2 separate regions of the Homo sapiens genome follow, and region 1 is linked to region 2. A link is an interaction called in ENCODE POLR2A ChIA-PET data of the cell type or tissue named here. Cell type or tissue: Panc1. All regions are shown on one strand. Region 1 overlaps ASCC1 (activating signal cointegrator 1 complex subunit 1). Region 2 overlaps DDIT4-AS1 (DDIT4 antisense RNA 1).

Region 1 (5,000 bases), 110 kb after region 2:
AAGCTGGAAAGATGTGGAACCAGCGAGTAAAATAAAGCAAGCCTCCCCAACCTTCTTCTCCTGATTTCTCCCATCACATGCATTTGTTTAAAAAGTGCAAAACTGATTTACTTCTGAGAAGAGACTACTTCTTAAAAAAACAAAAAGGGTACTTCTGTTAAATCTCTGGTAAGTAAATCAGTAAATTGGATCATCGAATTTTTTCTTGCTCTTTGACCTTAGTCTTTGTGCTTGGTGTACTTAGAAAAAATGTCCATAAATAATGGCATTTCTAACCTGAACCTTTTATGGTGTAGTGGTCCCAAATTAAAATATGAAAGGAAAACACTGAAAAATGAACAGACCTGTACATAGTGTGCTGTAGTTTAATTTGATGGTTTTTAAAATGGGAGTATTGAAATAAATGTGGCTATGTTGGAATTTGATTTAAACTGTGGAGCTGTATGGCTATATTGAAGAAATGAGTAGTTGAGTATTCATTTTAAATTTGGGGGTAGTTTTTTAATTTGAAGGATGCTATGAGACCAAAAACAGGAGTTTTGTTTCAATTTTTCAGTGAAAGGCTCTTGTAGCTCTATAGATTTTGAATGAATTATTCAGTGTTTAGTAAATTCGGAAGCTCCGGCTGTGTCCCTGGTGACTTTCCTTTGTGAGATGTAGGACACAGACCGTGCACTGGCTCTGAGTACGGAGTCTGACAAATGTGCAGCTCTTCTTCAGTCACAGCAGCACCCTCCTGTGCCTCAGTGTTTCCAGCAGGCCTGACGTCAAACCAAAGAAGTTTAAAGGGACTAGAAAGAGGAGAGAAAATACGCGTGAACAAACATTAATGCCTGATTATTGCCTCACGTGTCATCAGTTGGAAAGTAATTTGCTTACTGGTGTCCCAGATGTAATTGTTTGGCCACTAAGACAAAGAGTGTTTATCGGGCAAACCATCGGATTTCTATCCTGCTCTTTCATCTCCCTCTTGATAAATCTCAGGGGTGGGTTGAAACAGTTTGTGTTTCTGCTCATAAAGCAGGCTTTGGATCCTGTTTCATTGTTTCTAATTTTTTTTCTTCTTAGTACCCCATCTAATTCCAAGTATTTGAGGTAGTTAAGAGTGAGGACATGTATACAAAAGAAATGTTACAGTCAGAGATTTAGAAACCATAAGGATGGTATAGGGAGAAAATTCTATCTGAAAGTCAAGGTAAGGTAATAATTGTACTTGAGCATTAAAGTTTGGTACTATTTTCTGACACCAGTGTACTTGAACTAAATTACAAAAAGAAATACACCACTTAGTATAGTTCTTGTCTGATAAAAAGCAGTATGACAATTTTTTTTATAGTTTAAAAAAATTTTCAGTTGTGGTAAAATACAACATAAAATTTGCCATCATAACCATTTTAAGTGCATAGTTCAGTAGTGTTAAGTACACTCAGGTTGTTGTGAAGCCAACCCCAGTATAACAGTTTTTTCAGGAGAGTAACCTTTTCTGGTTCTCGATCCATCAAAAGTTTGTCATGTAAATCTTAATAAAGAATGCTGAATGATGATTGACAGTGTCTTTAACAGGAATTTTGCAGAAGATAAAAACATTGTTCATATGGGTCTTTCTTCTGTTGACCTTAGAAATTGCAGATATAACATTAAATATAACCCATTAAAAACATTTTAGTGGGAATCTAAGCCAATGGTGTGGTGATGCTTTCTGGTGATATAACTATGCAGGGTGAGAGCTTTAAAAATGTCGGAGGATGTGTATTTAGTGTGAAACTTTTTTTCAAACAAACTTTTTTGACTTCATTTTGATAGGATTCAGTGGCAATCTTTCAAATCGAATTCTTTGGCTAGTACTTGGAATGAAGATACATTGTGTATTGATGGAAGCTACATACCTCAGATGACAGTTCAGAGCTTGGCTTGTGTTTTGAAACATTTCACTTCTTATTAGAGGTGGCTATAGGAAGACTTATTATGATCAAGGCTGTAATTTTTCTTAATTAGAAAAAGTATCTGGGCCGGGCGCAGTGGCTCATGCCTGTAACCCAAGCACTTTGGGAGGCCAAGCTGGAAGGATTGCTTGAGCCCAGGAGTTTGAGACCACCCTGGGCAACATGGAAAGAAAAGTGTCCGCCTAAAATAGTTGAGTTACTAGTTTCACACTGAGAGAAGTTTTGGTCTTATGCAATAATAAGGCCTTGAAGTGTTAAGGGAATCTTTACTACTAGGATTCCTAGGCTACAAAGAGCATCCCCATGACCTGGGTTCAATGTCAAGACAACTTTTTCCTTTTTTTCCAGCTGTCTTTTGATTGATCCTAAAATCCTTTTTTTTTTCTTTTTTTTTTTTTTGAGATGGAGTCTTATTCTGTCGCCCAGGCTGGAGTGCAGTGGCGAGATCTCTGCTCACTGCAAGCTCCGCCCCCTGGGTTCGCGCCATTCTCCTGCCTCAGCCTCCTGAGTAGCCGGGACTACAGGCGCCCGCCACCACGCCCGGCTAGTTTTTTGTATATTTAGTAGAGATGGGGTTTCACCGTCTTTCAGCATGTTAGCCAGGATGGTCTCGATCTCCTGACCTCATGATCCACCCGCCTTAGCCTCCCGAAGTTCTGGGATTACAGGCGTGAGCCACCGCACCCGGCCAAATCCTTTTGTTTTTAAGGCAGTACCACATTTTTACTTAATGACAATATAGCATGTGTATTATGCTGTTCTTGCATTATTGCTATAAAGAAATACCAGAGACTGGGTAACTTATAAAGAAAAGAGGTTTAATCGGCTCACAGTTCTGCAGGATTGCAAGAAGCATGCTCGGCTTCTCGGGAGGCCTCAGAAAGCTTCAATTATGGCAGAAGGTGAAGGGGATCAAGCACATCACATAGCAGAAGCAGGAACAAGCAACAGAGAGTGGCAGGGGAGGTGCCACACACTTTGAAACAAGTAGATTTTGTGTGAACTCAGAGTGAGAGCTCATTTATCACCAAGGGGATGGCCCAAGCCATTGACAAGAGATCTGTCCCCATGATCCCAACACCTCCCACTAGGCCCCACCTCCAACATTAGGGATTACAATTCAACAGGAGACTTGGGCAGGGACAAATATCCAAACTATTTAATATATCAGCCTGTGACCATATTCTTCTCAAAATTGTCCAGAACAGCTTCCCCCTTAAAACATCCATTTAATGTTTGCCAGAGATTTATTGAACACCCATTTTGTATAAGTCATGGTGTGAGATTTTGAGGATATAGATGTGGATAAGATGGAGAAAGTGCCTATCCCCTTGGGGTTTGGAGAAGGCTGCGCAGTGAGCTGATTTTTAATTGGGTTTCAGCATGGCACAACAAGGCCTTTTCTGGTTGCAGTACAAGTTTCTTTATTAAGGGGTCCAGGAAGAAAACAGGATGGTGGGGTTTTACTTAACACAAAGGTAATACGTGTTAATTTTAGGAAAACCAGTAATTACAGATACACAAAAATAAAATATCATTTTGTAATCTTACCACTAAAAAATAATTACCATTAGCACTTTGGATATGTATATGTATGTTTTTCCTTTGAGGTGTAATTTACTTACACTAAAAATGCACAGATCTTAGGTGTAGTTGATGAGCTTTGACCAATGTCTATACCTGTGCAACCTCACCCAAATCAAGACGTGGAACATTGCCATCACCCCATGAGGGTCCCTCATGCCTTTTTCCAGTGAATTCACTTCTCCCAGAAGCAACCTCTGTTCTGATTTCTATTACATAGATTTGGTGGTTTGTTTTTAAATGTCCCATAAATAGAATTATTTAGTATATACACTTTTGTGTTTGGTTTATTTTGGATATTTTTTAAAATTTTAACTTGTTAATGGATAATACATTTACATAGTTCAAAAAGTTGCAAAGGATACGCAGTGCAGTTTCTCTACCACTGAAATTCATCAGCCACCTGCTTTCCTCTCTAGAGGCAACCAGTGTACCACTTTCTCTGTATCCTTCCAGGGATTTTATAGATGTATGAACAAATATATATAACATATTTTTTATACCTCCATCTTTTGTACAAGTAGCATAGCATGCACATTGTTGTAAACCTTTTTTAAAACTTAGAAATATAACTTATTATATCAGTTTTATATATCATTTTATATCAGTTTTTAATGTTTTTTATATTGTTTTATATCAGTACCTAAAAGCTTCCTTAGTCACATGTATAGTTTATTTATTGCTCTTAGTATTATAATTTATCTAATCAGTACCATGTTATTTGACTTTTAGTCTGTTGCCAATCTTTTGGTACTCAAAACAAAACTTTATGCCTCATTTAAAACCCTATGCATAGGCCAAGTGCAGTGGCTCACGCCTGTAATCCCAGCACTTTGGGAGGCCAAGGCAGGCAGATGTCTTCAGCCCAGGAGTTCAAGACCAGCCTGGGCAACATGGCAAAACCTAGTCTCTACTAAAAGTATAAAAATTAGCCAGACATGGTGGCACATGTTTATAATTCCAGCTACTTGGGAGGCTGAGGCACAAGAATTGCTTGAACCTGGGAGGTGGAGGTTGCAATGAGCCAAGATCACGCCACTGCACTCTAGCCTGGGTGACAGAGTGTGGCCCTGTCTCAAAAAAAAAAAAAAAACCCTATGCATAAATTATTTCTCATAAATATGAGTATATTCTTATTGCATCATGCTAAGAGGCACATATTGTCTGGTTGTTTCTTTTACTGTTAATATTCAGCTTGGTCAGTGGGTTCAGGTGTGGTCATCATGACCATTATTTATAGAGCTCCTCTTTAGAGAGGTCACTTTATATTTCCCCCAGCCTTTTGCCCAAGTTTTAGCAGCCATTGGTGATCATTGTCAAGATCTATTATTTTATCAGGAGTTGCAAGATTCTAATTTTGTTGTTCCTTCTGCATTTATTAGTTTTGGAGTTCTTCTGTAAAGGAGAACTTTGCTTTATCAACAGTTACACAAGTTGATGTGTAACTGAATTCAAAATTGTTTCCTTAGCTTG
Region 2 (5,000 bases):
TCTCCTACCTCAGCCTCCCGAGAAGCTGGAACTGCAGGTGCCCACCACCACGTCCGGCTAATCTTTTGTATTTTTAATAGAGAGAGGGTTTCACCGTGTTAGCCAGGATGGTCTCGATCTCCTGACCTCGTGATCCGCCTGCCTCGGCCTCCCAAAGTGCTAGGATTACAGGCGTGAGCCACCGCGCCCGGCCTAATTTTTGTATTTTTAGTAGAGAGACGGTTTCACCATGTTGGCCAAGCTGGTCTCAAATTCCTGAACTCAGGTGATCCACCAGCCTGGGCCTCCCAAAGTGCTGGGATTACAGGCGTGAGCCACCACGCCTGGCCTTTTTTTTTTTTTTTTTGGACAGAAAAAAAATTCAGGAAAATGTGGAACACTGACCTAAAGAAAGCACAGGCTTTTTTTTTTTTTCCTTTTAAGTAGATATTCATAAGGAAAAGAATCCGGGTCCGGTTTGGAAAGGTCAGTTATTAGGAATCATTTATTCATTCAACAAACACCATCAAGACTGCCCAACAGTGTTCCAAGCACCTTTTTTTCATTCACTGTCTCCTTCTGTTAATAAAACAACTTGTCTCAAATGGGAAGGGCTGGTTAATGCGCACTGAGTAATTTTGTTTCTTTTCAAAAGAAATCTATTAGTGTTATTGTCTCATTGTGTTTCTAAAAAGCGATTAAAAAAAAAAAAGAAGGCAGTCCTATTGTTGGAAGTGTTTCCTAAAGTAGGAGGGAGTGGGTTCCAGGGTAAAGTCTCCTGCAAGGAGGCCTGGCAGAGGCCTGGGGGAGTTGGGAGTGGTCAGTGTCTTCCCCTGTGACAACTGCTAAAACCCCTGATAGAGAAAAGGCCTGTATGCCAGGAGAATCTCAAAGGTCGGGAGGAGGGTAAAGTGGGGGTTCTTAACTGCTAGCCTCTCCCAGGAGCCAGAGTGCAGGGCCTTGGTCCATCCTGTCCTGAGGTGGAGGGTAGATTCCCTTCCATCTGGCTGGAGCTGGAAAGACTTTGTAACCACCCTCCCTACACCGAACACCCCCTCACTCCACAGCTCTGCAAATGGGGCCCTTCTGGTCAGGAGGACGCTCCATCTCCTGGCCTCTGAACCAGACCTCATTGGAGCTCTCACAAAACCTAGAAACCCTGCATTTGGTGTCCACCCACCCGCTCCTCCTCCCCTCAGGCCAAGGTGGGCTTGCCTAGACATGCTTCCACCAGCAGCCTTGGCCACCCAACTCTGGCATCCCTTCCTCCAGGAAGCCTCCCCTAGCACCCTCATCCCGACACTCCATCCCTTAGGTGCCTTCCTCAGGGCATCTTTCCAGCCAGTGCATATCTTTGTTGTTAATAATTCTTTCCACTTTGGTCTTCCCACTAGACAGTAAGCTACTTGAGGATGGCGTTCTACACATCCTAACTTCAAGTAGCCAGCACTGTGCCCAGTACATAGAAAAGGCTCAGCAAATGTTCCTTGGATAAATACATGAATGAATGGATGGATGAATGAATGGCTAGATGAGGCAAGAACGTGGCTTCTCTGGCTGTGGCAGCTCACACTTTTAACCCACACACTTTGGAGGTGAGAGGATTACTTGAAGCCAGGAGTTTAGGACCAGCCTAGGCAACATAGTGAGACCCCGTGTCTACAAAAAATTTAAAAATTAGCCAGGCATGGTGGCTGATGCCTGTAACCCCAGCACTTTGGGAGGCTGAGGTGGGCAGATCACCTGAGCTCAGGAGTTTGAGACCACCCTGGGCAACATGGTGAAACCCCGTCTCTACTAAAATACAGAAAATTGGCCAGATGCAGTGGTTCACGCCAGCGTTTTGGGAGGCTGAGGCAGGTGGATCACGAGGTCAAGAGATCCAGACGATCCTGGCCAACATGGTGAAACCCCATCTCTACTAAAAGTACAAAAATTAGCTGGGCGTGGTGTCGCGTGCCTGTAGTCCCAGCTAGTTGGGAGGCTGAGGCAGGAGAATTGCTTGAACCCGGGAGGCGGAGGTTGCAGTGAGCCGTGATCTTGCCACTGCACTCGAGCCTGGGTGACAGAGCGAGACTCTGTCTCAAATAAATAAATAAATAAATAAATAAATAATAAAAATTAACTGGGCATGGTAGCACACATCTTTAGTCCCAGGTACTCAGGAAGCTGAGGTAGGAGAATCGCTGGAGCCTGGCCAGGGTTACAGTGAGCTATGATGGTACCACTGCACTACAGCTTGGGTGACATAGTGAGACAAAAACAAAAAGCACATGGCTTTTTCCAGAATTGCAGACACCCGCATCTAGATTCCCAGGATCTAGTGGGGCCTATGGGGTGCCTTCAAGAGGACCCTGATGCTACCTTTCCATCCTCTTTATGGCAAGTGCTGCCAAGAGCCTTGGACAGATCTGACCATTTCCCTTCCTCCTCAGCTGGGGTCTGGGAATGGGGCTTCTAAGCCAATCCAGTTCTTCCTCTGGAATATAGTCAGCGACCTAGCCCAGGAAACTGGGGAGAGACGTGAAATCTTGCAGAGGGCTGATCTGTTGTAGGGAATTTTTTTTTTTTTTTTTTTTTGAGACGGAGTTTCGCTGTTTCGCTCTTGTTGCCCAGGCTGGAGTGCAATGGCACGATCTCGGCTCACTGCAACCTCTGCTTCCTGGGTTCAAGTGATTCTCCTGCCTCAGCCTCCTCAGTAGCTGGGATTACAGACATGCGCCACCATGCCCAGCTTATTTTGTATTTTGAGTAGAGACAGGGTTTCTCCATGTTGGTCAGGCTGGTCTTGAACTCCCAACCTCAGGTGATCCACCCGCCTAGGCCTCCCAAAGTGTTGGGATTATAGGCGTGAGCCACCGCACCTGGCCTTTTTTTTTTTTTTTTGGAAACAGAGTTTCACTCTTGTTGCCCAGGTCTCAGCCTCCTGAGTAGCTGGGATTACAGGAAGGAAGGAGGGAAGGAAGGAGGGAAGGAAGGAAAGAAGGAAGGAAGGAGGGAAGGAAGGAAGGAAGGAAGGAAGGAAGGAAGGAAGGGAGGGAGAGAAATTAACCATTTCAAAGTGAACAGTTAGTTCAGTGGCATTTAGTACACTCACAATGTTGTGCAACCACTACCTCTATCTGGTTCCAAAACACCTTTCCTAACTCCCATGGAGGTCCTTTACCCATGAAGCAGTCACTCCCCTCAAAATGCTTTGAAGTGTTCCCTTGTTGGTAGAAGTAGGGCTGGGTGTGGTGGCTCATGCCTGTAATCCTAGCACTTTGGGAGGACAATGTGGGAGGACTGACTGAAGCCAAGAGTTCAAGACCAACCTGGCCAACATAGTGAGACCCCCATCTCTATTTTTTTTTTTTGAGACGGAGTCTTGTTCTGTTGCCAAGCTGGAGTGATCTCAGCTCACTGCAACCTCCGCCTTCCAAGTAGCTGGGACTACAGGTGCACACCACCATGCCCAGATAATTTTTTCATATTTTAGTAGAGATGGGGTTTCACCATTTTGGCCAGGATGGTCTCGATCTCCTGACCTCATGATCCACCCGCCTTGGCCTCCCAAAGTGCTGGGATTACAGGTGTGAGCCACCACACCTGGCCTATTTTTTTTTAATTAAAAAAAAAAGAAGAAGAAGCAGGGCTGCCTCTTTGCACAACTCCAGAGGATGCTGCTACCATTAGAGTCTGCATGAACATGTGTCTTCTGGAGAGTAGTGCTCCAGGGAGCACTCATCACATAGACACAATGTGCAACACGGCAGCCGCAAGACAACCCTGGTGGGGAGACTGGCCGACCTCTGAGCAGGAGTGGGCTGGTGTCATGTCCCAGGTGACTCAGGCCTCTGGAGTTGGTGATCAGGCCCCATGTCCCAGTGTCTGTGGCCAGGGCCCTGACCGTGCATAAACCCTGCCTCTTCCAGGACTGCACTCCATCAGAATAGAGCGCAATGCCGCAACCTGCAATTTAAAGTCAATGAGCACTCACTCCCGGCCACCTGCCCCTCCCCGTTCAGGCGGTTCCGTCTGGAGCACCGGTTCCCAGGGCCTCGGTCTGGCAAGTCACCCTGGTCGGGTTTGGGAAGTTGAACCAGATCTTGGGGTGGGGGTATGATTCCAAGAACCCCAGAATTCAGGATGGAAACCCCTGAAGGCCAGCCAGCTCGCTCGCATGCCTCTGCTTGGGGCGCCTCTGCAGCCCTTTGGAAATTTCTCATTGCGGCTGGTGGAAGTAGCTGGTGGAGGAGCCCGTGGGTCGAGGCATGAAGGAGAAGGTGGAGCATTGGGAGGAGGTGGAGATGAGAAGCCAGCAGAAGCGTTCCCAGGATTCTGTGGCTTTCTTGAAAAACAACAAACAGCTTGGTCAAAATAGCACGATTATAAATGCACCTGGTTTAGGAGGCTTGTGAAAAGCTGAAGTGAGGGCCTCAAGGAGGATTTTGTCTATCCTACTGGAGGGAGAGTTAAAAACTCAGTGAGGAGTCTTTGCAAATAAGGCTGCTTTTTGAAATGGAAATACTAACAATACAATGTATTGAGCAGTCTTTTTTTTTTTTTTTTTGAGATGGAGTCTCACTCTGTCACCCAGATTAGAATGCAGTGGCACGATCTCTGCTCACTGCAACCTCTGCCTCCCAGGTTCAAGTGATTCTCCTGCCTCAGCCTCCTGAGTAGCTGGCACTGCAGGCACGTGCCACCACGCCTGGCTAATTTTTGTATTTTTAGTAGAGACGGGGTTTCACCATGTTGGCCAGGCTGGTCTTGAACTCCTAACATCAAGTGATCCGCCTGCCTCAGCCTCCCAAAGTGCTAGGATTACAGGCATGGGCCACCGGGCCTGGACGGTATTGAGCAGTCTTTCAAAGTAGCTTTTAAAAATCTGTTGTCCAGACCGGGCGCGGTGGCTCATGCCTGTAATCCCAGCACTTTGGGAGGCTGAGGCGGGCAGATCACCTGAGGTCGGGAGTTCGAGACCAGCCTGACCAACATGGAGAAACCCCCATCTCTACTAAAAATAGAAAATTAGCCGG

What was found. ChIA-PET counts read pairs that join two places held together with the same protein. Peaks named below come from ENCODE experiments on the same cell type or tissue, not always from the same donor. Only the 100,000 strongest peaks of a DNase experiment are listed, where the experiment ranks them.
Region 1: POLR2A ChIA-PET joins it to region 2 with 8 read pairs; 5 of 35 experiments call an interaction of 5 or more read pairs at or near these places.

Annotation. Positions count from the first base shown.
Region 1 is chr10:72,154,114-72,159,113 of GRCh38, reverse strand. The region is part of intron 6 of ASCC1 (activating signal cointegrator 1 complex subunit 1); the gene reads left to right. Among named protein-coding and RNA genes, the nearest start is that of ANAPC16, 59 kb to the left of the region's middle. In Panc1, no CTCF peak of the experiment used is centred here; no DNase peak of the experiment used is centred here; H3K27ac peaks cover 3,932 bases.
Region 2 is chr10:72,266,970-72,271,969 of GRCh38, reverse strand. It overlaps DDIT4-AS1 (DDIT4 antisense RNA 1), which reads left to right. Exons shown (of 2, transcript NR_186445.1): 2 at 1-584. Among named protein-coding and RNA genes, the nearest start is that of DDIT4-AS1, 4.2 kb to the left of the region's middle. RefSeq lists enhancers at 517-1,017, 1,018-1,518. In Panc1, no CTCF peak of the experiment used is centred here; no DNase peak of the experiment used is centred here; H3K27ac peaks cover 2,913 bases.